2 separate regions of the Homo sapiens genome follow, and region 2 is linked to region 1. Evidence: read pairs that join two places in POLR2A ChIA-PET (ENCODE). Cell type or tissue: A673. All regions are shown on one strand. Each heading gives the region's core, and the rest is flanking DNA. Links, peaks and the distances in the headings are about the cores only.

Region 1 (8,323 bases), core at 198-8,197:
AAGTGCCCCACAGGGGTCCAGACTGGGTGAGAGGGACAGACCAGTGCAGAGGGACCCTGAAGTGGTCCCTGATTGCTGGGCCACTCAGCCCAGGTCACCCTGGGACCAGAACGGAGGTCCCGCTCGGGTCTGGAGTCCATGCTGCTGTGTATGAGGTCCTGGCTCTGCCATCACTGTGGGGCCCCAACCCCTACAGCCCAGAGGAACCACAGGCTTCCAGTTCCTAGCCCAGGTCTGAGCATTGTCATGGGGCTGCGTCCAGTCCCCTCCCCTGGACCCACAGGGCTCCCAGGTCATAGGCAAAGCTCTGAGATGAGACCCAGGGAAGCTGGGAGTCTGAGGAGCTCGGGAGAGAAAGGGCTCCCTGCTCCTGTGCCCCGCCCCCAACAGAGTGACATGACGAAAAGGACCCTTCCTTGGGATACCCCAGACACACCCAGATGCCCACTTCAACATTGCCCGTGGAGCAGGGTGAGGGGACAGTCTCAGCGTCCACCTGCTCCTCTGGCTTTGATTCTGGGCTCTGACAACAGCCCCGCCCTCCTCAGCCTAGAAGCAAGTGATCGAAAAAACCAAAGGATCTCTCCAAGCAAAGGGGCCAAGCTCGGGGGGGCGGGGGGGACAAAGGGTGGGGGGAATAGGGAGGTGGAGGAGGTGGCTGCACCTGCCCTTGGACAGGGGACAGTGCTGTCCTCCCAGGGTGGGGCCCTCTGTCCCCCATACCCCCACTGGGGTGGCCTCTTTGCCCAGAGTGACTACATGTTGTCCATTTTTCGGTCACTTGTTTCAAGGGGTGGAGCTGGGGCTGTTGTCAGAACCCAGAAATGAAAACGAGAGGATCGGGGTTGATGACGTGGTTTCCCCAGCACTCTTCACGGTAAGAATTGCTGCAATCCTCTGACTTGGGGCAGAGCTGAGGTAGACATCTGGGTGTGTCTGGGAAACCCCGGGGAAGGTTCCTTTCTGTCCTGTCACTGTCTGTGTGTGCTTATGTGTCTGTGTGTGTCTGTGTCTTTGCCACCAGAAGGAGTTGGGCCTGTTTGCTCATGAGCAGCTGTCGAGGAGGCCCACTGTGTACCACATATGCGGCTCCTGAGGTCCTGAGGTGGAAGGTCCCTACTGCATCCACCACCCCGCGGGGCAGAGAAGGAGCCCAGAGAAGGAGGGGCGTCCCACCTCGTGGAAGGCCAGGAATCAGGAAGACCAGTGTCCCTTGTGCTAGGGCAGCACAGTGGGGTCCCTCTCTCTTTCTCCCTCACCCCCATGCTCCTGGTCAACCTCCTCCCACTCCAGCCCTGGCTGCCAGGGCCAGCCCCCCACCTTCTCTATGGGGTGGGACGCTGGTGAGCCACGTATTCACGGGAGGACCCTCAGCACAGAATGAGCCCTGGACAGTCCATGCATGTGACTGACATTGCTCACTTCACCAGCCCATCTGCTCCCTCCCTTCCTGATGCAGGCAGCAGGAGAGGGGCAGAGACACAGACATCCCAGGAGGGAAAACCTTCTGGAAGAGCCTACTTGACATGCCTGGTATCCTTGGCTCCCAGACAAGTCTGGACCACCGATCCCACATGGTAAAAAGGACCCTTCCACAAGATACTCCCAGACACAGCCAGATGCCCCATAGAGAAGGTGGTGGGCAGGTCCTGGTGGTCCCGGCCCCACCCAGTCCTCCGAGGGAAGCATCCACAGCTGTTTCTGCTCCTTGGCCTCCGACACCCCAGTGCCATCCCCGGAGGGCCTGGGCTGCCCCTGCACGGTGAGCTCCGGGCCAGTGACAGCCGGGGGCCCTGCTCTCGGCACCACCCTCTTCCAGGGGTGGAGACCCAGGCCTTGGGTCTGTGAGCTCCTAGGTCTGTTTCTGGATGCAGCTCAGCTCCCTCTGCTATGCACAGAGTAAGTGCCCAGCATGTGTGCCATGGCTCAAGTTTGGGATGTAGGAGTCTGGGCTGGGAGGAAGGGCCTGGCTTCCGCCTCTGGCTTGGGATGGAGAGGGCACCAAGCTCATGGTGTCACTCGTGTCACTTGGCCGTTCACTGGTGCTCGGCAGAGGTTCTCTCGCAGGCTCCTGTGTTTACTGTATGGTGTCTTCCGCTGTGCAGAAATTTCAAATATGGCCCAGTAAAATATATCAGGCTGTCTTCCCTTGGGCTCACATCTAAGACCATGGCTGCTCCACCCTTCCTATGTGTAGAAATTCTTACCTGTCTCTCCACGGTATGTCGCTTGTCCAGGGAAGATTCCATGCCTGCCTCGTGGAAACACCCGGAGCAGAAAAGGCAGCATCCCCGTGGCAGGGAGGCCTGAAGGCCATAGTGTCTGGCATTGTGTGCCTTGTTTATGCCAGCTTTCTCAACCACAAGATTACAAAAGTGTTTTCCTGTATTTCTTCCTATCCTCTTGCATATGTAGATAAATACGCATGTGTGAGACACACATGCACACACACACACACATGCACATACCACCACACATTTGTTGAGCCAAGTGGGTGATGCTCCGTCGAGTGCACCAAGCTGGCTTCTTCCTCGGGGCTTTTGTGCCTGTGCATGGGTCCCTTTTCATGGGCTGTTTGAGCCCAGCTTCTCCCATGACAGCCCCTGTGTCTGCCTCCCACCCGGGCACAGAGCAGGAACAGCAGCCCTGCTCTCTTCACTAGGCAAGCGTGCTGTGCACAGGTAGGTGTTCAATATTGGATGAATAATTCATACTAACAAACCCTGTTCAACCCACCAAGTGTAAACTGCTGAGGTCTCCCAATATTCCTGGGGACACACTTTAGAATTCACAGTTCACCCAGGGCGGGTGAAAGCTTGCTTTTCTTTTTCCTCTTCAGCCACGGAACTTGCCGATGCCCACTTTTCCAATGCCAGCGTGAAAGCCCCAGTGAGTGCCCTAGAGGGGCAGGACACCAGCTGAAGCTCTTTTTGTAAAGTCTGTGCAAACTGCAGCAATCCACAACCATGAGCTTCACCTAATTCTCCTCCTTACTAATGAGGAAGTACACGGGTGGCCCAGAAATAAAGAATTTACACAGGCACTCTCTAATGAGATTTTATAAATTGCTACTCTTAGGCAATGTGACCTAGTGGGCAATAATGTCAGCACCTTGCATTGTGCAATTTGCCAGAGCCCAGCCCATGTCCAGTCCAAAGGGGGTGAAATTTCTCCTTGTGGCTTTAGAGCTTCCTTCTGAGCACCCGTCCACCCTCCTACACACACCCTTCTGAATGTTATAGCTTTATAACTGTATTGAGACTTTGTACAGCTCACTCTTCCAATTGTTATAGCTTTAAAATAGTATGGACTTTTCTTTTCTTTTTTTGAGACAAGAGTCTTGTTCTGTCACCCAGGCTGGAGTACAGTCATGTGATCTCAGCTCACTGCAACCTCTGCCTCTCGGGTTCAAACGATTCTCCTGCCTCAGCCTCCTGAGTAGCTGGGAACTACAGGCGTGCACCACCACACCCAGCTAATTTTTGTATTTTTAGTAGAGACAGGGTTTCACCATGTTGACCAGGCTGGTCTTGAACTCCTGACCTCAGGTGATCTGCCTGCCTCAGCCTCCCAAAGTGCTGGGATTACAGGCATGAGCCACCATGCCCAGCCATGTATTGACATTTTCTACCTTAACTCTCTTTATCTCTCGTAGTTTTCAAAATCAAATGAGTGGATCCAAGTCCTCTGAATGCAATGACCAGCTTGTCAGGTTCCAGTAAAGCCCTATCAACATTTTAAATGTGATTGCACTCGTTTATAGATTAGTTGGGTAGATGATTGATACTGGCAACCTCAAGCCTGCATTTATAATTAAATTGAGACTTCCATCAAGGGCTGGGCACACTGTGGGAGCTTAAGGAAGGACAGTGTGCTTCCTGCCCTGGCACCTCATGGCAGCCAGGCTTGAAGGGTCCCCAGAGAAGCCTTCACCACCCCCACGTGACGCCCTGCCCTTTGCTTGTGTCTCTGGGTTTGATAACAGCCCTGACTCCACTCATTGGAAGTAAGTGATAAAAATTGTGCAGTCATTCTGGGCAAAGGGGCCAGTGTAAGGGAGGCAAGAGGGGCTCACCCTGGTGAAAGAACCCCACAGTTAGTCATGTCACAGGGCGGGTCTCAGGGAGACCGGACCACCGTCCCCCAGAACCCCACCTTCCAAGGGCCCAGGCCCCCTGTCCCCTGGGGCTCACTCACAGCTTAGCCACGACCTCTTTCTTCCTCCCTGGGATGAGGCCCAGTGCCTGGAGATGGCCAGCCATCCCTCTGGGGGCCACCAGGTGACCAGCAGGAGAGCTGCGTCTGCAGGAGCAGATGTGGGGGCAGAGCCTGGATCCTGAGCGTGGTCGCAGGCCTGGATCTTGTTGTATGTAATGACCGAACCCTACTCAGCCCCTCAGGCAGCTCTGCTGGTCCCCACAGCCACAGACCTCCCTCCAGCTCCCTCTGTTCCCACGCCCCTGTCCTCCTGGCTCCTTCGTGTCCACTGCCTCCTGTCCTCCCGCAGTTGCCTGCAGCCCTGCCCTGCCCCTCTCCTCCCTCCTCTCTTCTCCTTTCCTTCCATCTCTCCATGGATCTGAGTCTACTAGCTCTTCCCTTCGGGCCTAAACGGCTGCCAGACTTCTTCCTGCCCTCCTGCGCCATCCCCTCTCACTGCTGCTTCTAATCCCCTCCACTAAATAATTATTTTCCCCCAGGCCCATATAGTCACTGTCAACGTTGTGGCACAGTTTGGCCCCAGATATGTGAGCAGAAGTTTGCCAAGGGGAGACCTGGGGAAGGCTGCCCTTTCTGGACAATCCTGTCGTCCAGGGTGACCAGGGCCGGGAGGCTGGACCCAGGGGCTTCAGGCTCTGCAGATGGAAAGGCAAGAGAGCACCAGTGCCCACCATGGCTGAGGTTGGGAAGTGGGGGCTGCTGTCCAGGGGCAGAGTCCATCCTCCATGTGGAACCCTTCCCACCTGGGCTCCCTCTCTAGTGGGTGGAATCCGGAAGGGGTGGGAACAGGGCTGCTCCCAAGGCCCCCTGACTACACGTGTGGCTCCTTTCCAACAGGGAGACTCCCCGCTGGCTCTCCTCTTATTGCCTGGCCTGTCCGTTCCGGCCAGGGCTGGCCAGCAGTGGGGAGCTCTGTGAGTGAGGTCAGAGTTTGAATTCAGGTGCTTGTCCCGGAAGGGTTAGCTGTGTTTTCTCATCCCAGAAGGAGTTAGTGTGACTTTTGCCCCACATGAAGGTCCACTCCAAAAGGAATGACATTTATTCATTTCCTAGTGTTTATTTACACACTTGCAATTCATGGTACAATTACCTAACAAATTATGGAAGATTCTTAACATTTTATTTTAGAAGTGTAGCTTCAAAGCCAATTAAAACAATCATTTCATTAATAAATCGAAAGCTATTCCCAGAGTATTAACCATAATCATACAATTTAATTCTTGAAACTTAATTTTTTTTTTTTGAGACAGAGTCCCTCTCTGTCGCCGAGGCTGGATCTCAGCTCACTGCAACCTCCATCTCACGGGTTCAAGTGATTCTCCTGCCTAAGCCTCCTGAGTAGCTGGGATTACAGGCACACACCACCACACCTGGCTAATTTTTGTATTTTTAGTAGAGACAGGGTTTCACCATGTTGATCAGGCTGGTCTTGAACTTCTGACCTCAGGTGATCCACCTGCCTTGGCCTCCCAAAGTGTTGTGATTACAGGCGTGAGCCACCACGCCCGGCCAAAACATAAGATAAATTTTTAATTAAAATTAATTCACTCTGATTTTTTAAAAAATCTACTTGTCAGGAGTGCATTGCTTTGCTGGTGTCTGTGAACACCTGGAGATGGTGATGAACAGCCTGTTTGCATTTCTTAGAAGAAGATCTTTTATTCTGCTGCTCAACCCAGGTCTCTGCCTTCCTTAGAGACTGAGGCCCATCCTTCAGTTTCCCTGATTCTGGAAAAGCAGGGGAGTTGAATGGAGTAGGAGGTGAGAGAGTGGAAAGAGGGCACAGGGAGGAGGTCTGGGGACAGTGACAATGACGGGAGAGGAGGGAGGGACGTGAGAGATAGGAGAGAGAGGGAGGCTGTGAGGAGCTGTGGGCAAACCCAAGGACCTTGCCGGCAGAATCTTGTTTAATTTTCACCCCATCCCCCTAGGTGAGCAACTCTCATTACTCCCAGCTTCCAGATGTGGATGCTGAGGCTCAGGCAGGGGATGTCCTGTAGCCAAGGACACACAGGAGGAAGTGGCGCGGGGCATGGTAGGCCCTTTACCCACCTCTGGGCTCCCTCTCTAGTGGGGTGGGATCAGGAAGGGGTGGGGACAGGGCTGCTCCCAAGGCCCCCTGACTGCATATGTGTGGCCCCTTTCCAACAGGGAGACTCACTGCTGGCTCTCCTCTTATTGCCTGGCCTGTCCCTCTGACCAGGGCTGGCCAGCAGCGGGGAGCTCTGTGAGTGAGGTCAGAGTTTGAATTCAGGTGCTTGTCCTTCAGCTGCACCCTCAGCCCCTTCTGTGCAGCTTCCTGGATAGATGCCTCTCTGGGCAGCCCCAGCGCTTCCCTCCCAGGCCCTGTCTTCCCTGACTATGTTGCCAGGTGATGCCTTTGCCCTGGCAAGCTCTTTCTGGCAATTGGTCATTTCTAGCCTCATACCTTGCCTTGGAAGTAGGGTCACTGTGGCACTTTTCATCTGAACCTGGACCTTTTCAAGAGTGACAGGGGTGCTGTCACCCATGGCAGGGACAGCAGGCCTAGAGCATCCCCATCCAGGGCAAAAGGGACAGAGGTTCACCCTATTCAGAGGGAGTCGATCAATTGCTATTACATGGACGGGGAGGCTGAGGCTCTGAGATGTCCCGAATATAGATCTAGGCAAGCCACCTAACCTTAACTCCCTCCCCCGCACCAGAAGAACCCCTTGCCCACATGGCTGCCGTGAGGCTTAAGCAAGAAGGTGCCACTCATGTGCAGCAGCAGAAGTGGCTCCATTATTCCTCTTACCCTCACCCCCACTTCTCACCCCTACTTCTGTGAAGTCTCATCACTAATAAGCAATGAGTTTAAGTGCTGACCCTGAGTTCACTGGTATCAGGGCACCTGACTCATTTGGCATGTTTGTGATAGTCAGAGAAAAGTACCCCTGCTCTGTACAGACACATTTCTCCAGGTGCCAGCCTCTACTCATCCTCCCTGAGCAGTGCGAGGCTGAGCAACTGTACGTGGCAGCCCTGATTGGCTGACAGTGATCCCGGCAGTTAACATCAACACTTCAGCCCCTGGCAGCCCCAGGACCAATGTCTCTCCTCCACCTACGACATGTCCCTGCTCCTACCTGCCGCTGACCTCTCTGGCCGATGGCCCTCTCCCTGGTACTGTCCCTTTCACCTGCTCAGCTTGGAACATCTCCCTCAACTCTCTAGGAAACATCAGCCCAGGAAGACCCTGGGGGAAAGTGAGTAGAGAGAGGGGGGCGTGGCTGTTGGACTTTCCGCCTGTTCTCTCCACTGGGTTGTACCTCCTGTAAGAGCAGGGCAGTGTCATCTCTGCATCATCAGCGCCAGGTATTCGGCTTATGAGCCCTGAGTGAATGAGGATCAAGTGACTCAGTGAGGGAGACTTTCAAAGACTGGTATCACTTCCTAATCCCGCCATTCAGCCCCACCAGAGGTTCAGAGCTCAAGCGATCTGCTAGGCTGGGTGCTGGTGAAGTAAGAGGCACTGCATAGGGAACAAATAAACCCCGACACTGCAGTGGTTTAATACAAAAGACGTCTATTCCTCTCTCACACAAGAGTGTCATGCAGGCATTCCTCCGAGCACACGGGCAATTTCCTCCAGGTCGCAAATCAGAAGCCTCAGAGGGCTCCTCGGAGGCCTCAGCGCACAGGGATAGAAGCGGAAGGAGAGTGGGAAGTCTGGCCAGCTTTTTATCTTCACATCTGCTGGCAAGAACCAATGCAAAGGGTTGGGGATGATGGGAAATGGGGTCCGAGCGTGGCAACTCTCCCCAGAACTACCCTCGCTGGGCAGGGGGAGCAGCCAGCCACTCTGCCCCAAAGGCAAACCCAGCCAACATAAGCCCTTCCCCAGCAGCAGCTGGGGGCATTCCTGCTGCAGTAGCAGAGGTCCGCTCTGCCATTCCTCCTCCAGGAAGCCTTCCTTGGATTCTCCCGGGCCAGGCGGTTCTGTTCCAGTAGTCCCCAGTGCTCTCATTTCCCTGCCATGAGCCACACATTTTGAAAGTATCTCCCATTTGACGAAAACCAACCCTCCTTTTTGGTTTTGAACTCCTAGCACATGGTCAGTGCTTTTTCAATGTTTGGGGGAAAA
Region 2 (8,323 bases), core at 132-8,131, 120 kb after region 1:
GCGCGGTGGCTCACGCCTGTAATCCCAGCACTTTGGGAAGCTGAGGTGGGCGTATCACGAGGTCAGGAGATCAAGATCATCCTGGCTAACACGGTGAAACCTCATCTCTACTAAAAATACAAAAAATTAGCCGGGCATGGTGGCGGGCACCTATAGTCCCAGCTACTCGGGAGGCTGAGGCAGGAGAATCGCTTGAACCTGGGAGGCTGAGGTTGCAGTGAGCTGAGATTGCACCACTGCACTACAGCCTGGGCGACAGAGCAAGACTCCATCTCAAAAAATAAATAAATAAAATAAAAAAGCCTGTGTGACTTGTTTGTTTTGAGGTTTATATTACATTCAAGATACGGAAGAGGTCACAGATCTCACTTAAACAGACACAAATCGTAAGTGGACAGCTCGATGAAAATTTGTGGATGGATACCCCTGTGAAAGCGCCAGCCAGATCAGGAATTGGAACACTTCCAGCACCCCCAGAAGGCTCCCTGGTGCCCCCAAAGACAGTAGCCTTCCAAAGGCAACGGCTATTCTGGCTCCTGTCACCGTAGTCAGTTTTGCCTGTGTTTGGACTTCGTACAAATGGACGCAGACAGCTGTGCACCCTTGCGTCTGGTGATCTTTCATTCAATGTCACGTCTGTGGCATCCAGGCTTATTGCGTGTACCCACGGAGGATTGCCGTTTTCATTGCCGTGTGGTGTTCCGTTGCGCGGACGAGCCTTAATTCATTTACCCGTTCTTCTGTGGATGGATCTGTGGGTTGTTTCTGATTTACAAATAAGGCTGCTGTAAACATTCTTGGGATATCTGTTGGCGGCTGTCAGCCCTCATTTCTCCCTGGATCGAGCCACAGGAGTGGGTTGCAAGAGGGGCATATATTTAGCGTCGGAAGGTACAGCCAAACATTTCCCCACAGTAGCTGAGAGAGTTTACAAGCCCGCCCGCGTGTAAACCTCGCCAAACTCGGTATGGTCATTTTAAAAACATTCCCGTTTCGGTGGGCGTGTAGTGCACTCACTGTGGTTTTAATTTGTATTGCTCTGATGATTCATGACGTTGAGCACCTTTTCTTATGTTTATTGGCCATTTTGTAAATCTTTGCCTGTAGGAGGTGGAATGAACTCAGAGGTCGGTGCTCCTCACAGAGTGAAGAAGGTGGGGTGCCGGGGCGGCGGGGGGGCGTCTCCCCAGGACAGTCTTGGGCACATCATCCCCGTGGAACTCTGGGGACAGGGATAGAAGCAACCAACCCAAGGTGGGAGCACTTATGTGCTTCCACAGCCCTTGTTTCACTCCAGGGGAAGCTGAGGCTCAGAGAGGCTGAGGGACCTGCCCACAGCCACAGAGGCTGAGTCAAGACCAAGCCAGGATTTCTCACTGAAGTGGGCTAGGGGTGGGGGACCTCCATCTGCTGAGGATTTTGGGGGCCCGGAAGGTGTGTGGGCAGGCAGGACCTCAGCAGAACTCCCAGCTGGGCTTCTGGAAGCAGCAGCCTGACAGGAGGGACTTTTGAAGGGAGGAGCAAGGGGCCTGGGGCCAGAGGGGTCTTTAGACACGGTCTGGGGTCTCGGACCCAGGAGGTACATGGCCAACCCCATCCCTGCTCCCTCTTCCTCATCCTCCTCCCCATTTGTCTTCTTTCCTTCAGCTCCAAAGTGGTACTAGGAGACCAGGATGATCAAAACCAACCTGTCCTTTGCCCACCACTCACCTGTTCCCCACCTGGGTAGGAGGAGGCGGAGCCACCTGCTGGGTCTGTCCCTGGAGAGGAAGGCAGGGTGGCAGTATGGGGTTTCTCTGAGAAGGCTTCCTGACCCCAAACTTCCACCTTGGCAAGAGCTGGTGGCCTGGCCATCCCAGAACAGCCTCTGCCTCACCGCCAGCTGGGAGCACCGCCAGCTGGGAGCACCGCCACCTGCGGAACCATGGGGCCATATTTGCCTTTGGGGCCACAGCACCTGGCACTTGGCAAGAGGCAGCAGGGGTGAGCTCACCCTCTGCACCAGGCCTGTCAAGGGCCTTACAATTGAATCCCACAAGAACTATGGTACTATTACTATCTCTGTTTTACAGATGAGGAAACTGAGGCTCAGAAAGTTTCAGAAGCTTGTCCAGCTCACTCAGCTGGCATTTCCACCCAGGCAGTCTGGCTCCAGGGCCTGCACCATGACACATTATGCTCTCCTGCCTCTCAATAACAGCAAAGAATAATAGTAATGTGACAACCACGTACTGCCTCTTATGGTTGACCACACTTCATATCTGTTCTTTCATTTTATCATTATTTATATCCCCAAATGTAGGTACTATTATTACACCCATTTTACAGATAAGGTAACTGAGGGCCAGAGGAGTTAAGCAGCTTGCCCAAGGTCGCAGATCTAGTAAGCAAGGAACTGAAAATGACGCTGGCCTGTCTAACGTGACAGTTCGTGTCTGCAACTACGACGCCATGTTGCTGCGGCACACATGGATGGATGGATGGATGGATGGATGGATGGATGGATGATGGATGGATGGATGGATGGATGAGTGCTCTGCAGCCCTGCCAGAGAAGCTCTCAGGGCCCTCTTCTCTCTCTATAGAGCATCTCAGTTCAGGCATCAGGGAAGCTGCCATCTGGAGGATGAGCAGGCAATGGGCAGAGGAGGGGTGGGGGCGGGAAGAATGTTCTTGGAGAAGGAACAGCATGTGTGGAGGCCTTAGGGTGAGAAGGAGTTTGGGGCAGTTGAGCAGCAGAGGACTTTCAGTGGGCGTGACCTATGTCCTGTCGGGGTAAGGGCTGAAGCCAGGAGGACAGGGACTTTATTGGCAGGGAGACGGGGCTGTGGAAGGATTTTAAGCAGGAGAGCAACATGGCTGGATTTGCCTCTGGCCGCTGTGTGGAGGGTGGGAGTGGAAGCTGTGGCACAGTCCAGCGGAGAGTAGCCAGGACTAGGGAGAAGGCTAGGAGCTGAGTGAAGCTCTGGGCGAGACGCAGGTTTAGATTCAAGCATTAGAGACACCACTTCATGAAGCTCTGGGTAAGAAGCAGGGTTAGATTCAACCACTAGAGATGCCACTTTAGGATTGTTTTCCTGTTTTTAAAAGAAAATCATGTCAAGTATTTCAGATGGGCAAAAAGGCATAAATACTACTACCCAGGCCCCTGCCCAGGCTCAAGAACCAAACGTTTCCAATCAGCTGATCCCCATCACAAGGTCAGGAGATGGAGACCATCCTGGCTAACACAGTGAAACCCCATCTCTACTAAAAATACAAAAAATTAGCTGGGTGAGGTGGCAGGCGCCTGTAGTCCCAGCTACTCGGGAGGCTGAGGCAGGAGAATGGCGTGAACCCCAGGGGGGCGGAGCCTGCAGTGAGCCGAGATCGTGCCACTGCACTCCAGCCTGGGCAACAGCGAGACTCTGTCTCAAAAAAAAAAGAAACTCCATCGCAAAAAAAAAAAAAAAATTGTTAGTCACGACATTAATAGTAGACACGCCTGTGATGCTTCCTATGCCTACCGCGCACTAAGCGCTTTCTGTCTATGAACTCAGTCAATCCTCACCACGATGCTATGAGATTTACTCTTTTACCCTTTGGGGCCAATGGGGAAACTGAGGCATGGCACCGTTACATAACAAGGCCACTCAGCTGGTGAAGCCCAGGTGTGAGCCCTAGCAGGACTCAGAACTCAGGGGATGGTTGGATGGGGGAGGTGAGGGGCCGTGGTCCACACTGCTCCCCCTGAAGGCTGCTCACTTTCCACCTGGTCCTGGTGCCCCTGCAGTCTGCCCCTGGTGAGGGAGGTGGGGTGGCAGGATGGGGTTTCTCTGAGAAAGCTTTCTGACCCCAAACTCCCACCGTTGCAAAACCTGGTGGTCTGGCCGTCCCAGAACAGCCTCTGCCTCACTGCCAGCTGGGAGTACCACTACCTGGGTGATCCTGGGCAGGGGCAGTGGTGCAGAGGGTGGGACCCTGACCCTCAACAGACCCAGACCAGCAGTGTAGGCCTGAGGAATGAGCACAGTCTGTGGGCTGTGCAGAGGATGGGACTCTGGCCCTGGAGTCCTGCACCTGCCTTCTGCTCCCTGCAGCAAGGGAATAGACCCCGGGTGGGGCTAAGGTGATGGGGTTTCCCTGCATCCTCCCAGCCTCAGCCACCCCACGCTGGCAGGACCCTCCTATCAGTCTCCCTTTGTGAAGCTGCCCTGCGCCATAGTCTCACACAACCTTCTGGATCTTCTAGACTTCCCGTGGCCATTAGTACCTCTCCTGCTTGCCTTCGAGTTAGGCAGGGCAACCAGCACTGTGCCCACTTGGCAGATCAACCAACAGACCCAGACCATCAGTGTGAGCCTGAGGAATGAGCACAGATTTCAGGATCAGGAAGGCCAGGCTGGAGTGCTGGCTCTGCAGCGTCACAGGTATGTGACCTTAGACAGGCACTGAGCCTCAGTTCCCTCATCTCTGAGTGGGCCTCCCTACTTCCCCAGGCTGTTGAGAGCAGCCTAGAACTGTTTGCACAGATCTTCCCTAGTGCGGGGCCTGGCATGCAGCGAGTGCTCGATGGAGACAGCTGCTGCCGTTAGCATTCTGATTGAGTGCTAATGAGCCCAGCACATTATGGCTGAGCCAGGCCTAGAACAAGGGGCTCTGGCTCTAGGCCCAGCACACTTACGCCAAACCCCACCCCGGACTCCCAGCGGGACAGGCCATGGGTTCCCAGCCTCCACCTTTCTGCCCCAGCAGGAGCTGAGTGGGGGTGCTGGCGTCATCATTCCCTCCATCATCTTAGGTGAGGGGCCCAGTTGGCATCGGGCCGGGAGCCCACGCGGCACAGCCTGCGCCCACAGCAGATGGGAAGTGGGGGTGCGGGAGTCGTGTTCTTCTGATTCAGACACTGGGACGGGGAGGGACTCACACACGATCCGGCGAGCCCACCTCCTCCATGGCCTTCCTGGCCGCTGCAGAGCCAGTGGCTCTGACAAAAGAACAGCTTGAGCGCACACCCCCTCAGCCCGCACGTTTTCTCCTCCAAACAGCGTCTGTTTAAATAGCCTCGACTCCCTGTTCTTGCTGGCAGATCTTCCTCCCTCTGTTCTTCCTGGCAAGTCTTCCTCCCTCTCTCCCTTTGCTGGAGAGAGGAGATGCTGGCTCCAGGGGTATCGGTTTGGCCCAGCCCCATTGCTATAGACAATTCAAAACGACTCCTGCCTTGGTTTCCCATCTGTGAAATGGGGATACGAAGAGTGCCAGCCTCAGCGAGCAGCTGCGAGGATTCATGAGTAAACACATGCCAAGTGCCTATGATGGGCCCGGTGCACAGCCTCACTCCCGCATGCCCCTCTGGCCTCAAGCTTGGCACAGAGCGGGTGGAGAACTGAGGACAGAACAGTACCTGGGACCAGGGACACCCTGCCCCAGCCCGCCCTTCCAGCCCTGAGATGAAATGCGCCCCTTGAGCTGATTGCCTCAGTCCAAGGCTTCCTGGAAGTCCAGCCATCTCGAATGCAGTGGGTGGCTGACCCTGTCACCCTGTGGGCCATCCAGTGTCACCTGAAGGCTCTGGAGGTAATGAGCGCCCCATCAGCTAATGTAGTCAAGCCCCACAGTTGGCATTATGCTTTTATAGTCCATGAGGGCCTGTCACTTGTCCTCCCATCCTTCCATCTGTCCTGGGAATGAACAAGAGGAAGTCTGTTTCACCCCACACACACTTTTTTTTGTCTCGCTCTGTTGCTCAGGCTGGAGTGCAGTGGTATGATCATGACTCACCGCAGCCTCAACCTCCTGGGCTTAAGCAATCCTCCTGCCTCAGCCACCCAAGTGGCTGGGGCCACAGGCATGCACCACCATGCCTGGCTAATCTTTGTATTTCTTGTAGAGATGGGGTTTCGCCATGTTGCCCAGGCTGGTCTCGAACTCCAGGGCTCAAGCGCCTGTCTTGGCCTCCCAAAGTGCTGGGATTACACACATGAGCCACCATGCCCAGCCTGTTCCCGTTTTAGAGGAGGGGAAACCAAGGCTTTGTGGTTAGTCTGCACCAGAGTCAGGGTTTATAGGCACCTTGACAGAAGGAGCCCTCGGGAAAGCAAAGATGAATGTAAGCGGGGAGTGCACTGTAAGGCTCCTCGCCCATCCCATGCCCACCTTCACCTGGCCTCCACCCCATCCTCGTGGGCCAAGTAGGCATCTGCGTGGCTGGGAGGCCGTGACCTCTTACACAAGAGGTGGGGGGGGTGGATAATGGTGGCCAGAGTCCCCCCTCTCCCGCTGCTTTCATGGGTCCCTTTCCAGAGCCAGCCTGGACGACCACAGTGACTTGTGTCTGTTGCCCCATCTTACAGCCTGGAATGGAGAGGTTGATCCTCAGCCCCTCCCACTGCCAGCAGAAGAGGGGGGTTGCTGAGTGTGAGTGGCACCAGACCCCCTGCCCTGTGAAGCAACCTCACCTTTCCCATGGGAGCCAAGGGACAGGTGGGACAGAGAGGGAATAGGGCTTCTGGAGAGGCCGCTTGGCAGATGCCAAGAGAGGCTGCGTGGCGAGTGATGCAGAGGGGGCGGGCGAGCCAGACTGCTAGGCTCAGATCCCAGCTCTGCTCCTGCTCCTGGTGTGATCTTAGTTAACTCACCCTAGTTTTCCTGCCCCTGAAATGGGGACACTGGCATGTTAAGTGGATTCAGAGAGGGAATGTTTGCAAGGTGTCTGCTAAGGCTCAGCCGGCAGCAAGAGCGTCCCATTCAGTCTTCCCACCTACCCCATGCACCCAAAACCATGCCCCCGGCACCCACTGTGGGCCAGGCTCTGGGCACTTCCCTTACACGCCATCATTTAATGCTGGCCAGCCCTGGAGGCTGAGCATTCCGTGTCTCCATCTTATAGAAGGGGAAAAATGATCTCGGAGTGTCAGCCCACCTGTCCCTACTCTCACGGGGCAGTGGCAGAGCCGAGGGCCGGTTCCTGCAACTCCTCAAAATGAGGTCACATTGCTGTCCACACTGGCAGCTCCCAAGTCTCGGGCACTGAGCATGGCAGTGGTCCTTTGCCCCCAGCACTCTGATGCAGGGGACGCACTTCTCCCCTTGTCCCATGGCTAGAAAACAGGCTCAGAGAAGTTAAGGAGGAGTGCACAGCTCAGAAGGAACACGCGGCCCTCAGTCACAGCAGCCACCAGCAGTGTCCAGTGTCACCCAGCAAATGACTGACAAGGCCATTGGCTGGGCCAGTGAGGCTGGACAGGGGATTCTATACTTGTCCCAGGCTGCAAGGCCATCCCCTCGCAGCTTAGGAAACTGAGGAAAGGTGGGGTTCTTGGTTTTCTGTTTTGCCTCCAGCCACAACTTCAGCATCTGGGGCAGTGCCCAGCACAATGGGGGTGCCCTCTGAATGTTTGCTCAGTGACTGAATCACAGAATGCAATGAGTTCGTGTCTGGGGCCTAAGCCTGGGAGCAAGGAACTGACTGAGCAAAAACTTCCCAGGCCCCTGGGGAGTTCGCAAGCATCAGGCCTGGTAGCGGGGACCATGGAGGAGGGGGAATCCAGGAGGATGGTGGAGGATGGTGAAGGTTTAATTTAGCTCCTAGCAGCTCATTGAATTATTAATCTCCTACTGACATTTCTGTGACATGTCTGCCACAGACTGTCCCCTTGAAGAGTCTGGACCTGCGGCCTCACCTGCGTTCCTCCACCCCAGAGGGGCCTTCTTCCAGCAGGAGAAGGGGAAGGAAACCCTCCCAGCTCCTGCCCCAGTTCTGCTGCCCTTGGGGTCTTAAGATAAGACAGGCATGTCATGGGGAACTCTGAACACTTAGACCTCATCCCGGGCTGGATGGGGGATGTCAGAGCCTACCCTGGAACACCCTGCCCTAGACAGCAATTGCAATAAGCAGGCTCTGTTTATTGATATTTAATCCTTAGTCCTCCCCACAACTCTCCAAATAGGTGCAGCTCTCTTTTGAGTAAACAAGTTCAGAGAAGTCAGGATATTTTCTCAGAGTCACATAGCAGATTGGTTACCGAGCTGGTTTTGAACCCTGGGCTGTCTGACTCCAAAGTATGTGATTTCAACCACCTGTCACCCTGGTATGGTCAAGCCACCGGGGCCCTGCTCCAGAAGTCCCTGTTTCACGCCCTGAGTGGGCCCAGTGGCCATACAGAGCCTTTTGCCAAGGACCGTTCTAGAGAAGCTTGCTGAGTGAGGGAATGAAGACTAAGATGGTCCGCCCCTTTACCAGCCTATCAGTGTCTAGCCTTGCTGCTATGAAGGACTAGGGTGGGGCGTTCAGCCCCAGCTGCACCCTGAAACCACCTGGGGGACCTTCACAGCACTCATGGCCA

Evidence for each region. ChIA-PET counts read pairs that join two places held together with the same protein. Peaks named below come from ENCODE experiments on the same cell type or tissue, not always from the same donor. Only the 100,000 strongest peaks of a DNase experiment are listed, where the experiment ranks them.
Region 2: POLR2A ChIA-PET joins it to region 1 with 5 read pairs; 2 of 35 experiments call an interaction of 5 or more read pairs at or near these places.

Annotation. Positions count from the first base shown.
Region 1 is chr22:38,946,735-38,955,057 of GRCh38, reverse strand. No RefSeq gene overlaps it. Among named protein-coding and RNA genes, the nearest start is that of APOBEC3A, 6.7 kb to the left of the region's middle. RefSeq lists enhancers at 1-736, 4,603-5,453. In A673, for the core only: no CTCF peak of the experiment used is centred there; no DNase peak of the experiment used is centred there.
Region 2 is chr22:38,828,785-38,837,107 of GRCh38, reverse strand. All of the region lies in intron 1 of NPTXR (neuronal pentraxin receptor), which reads left to right. Among named protein-coding and RNA genes, the nearest start is that of NPTXR, 11 kb to the left of the region's middle. In A673, for the core only: no CTCF peak of the experiment used is centred there; no DNase peak of the experiment used is centred there; H3K27ac peaks cover 978 bases.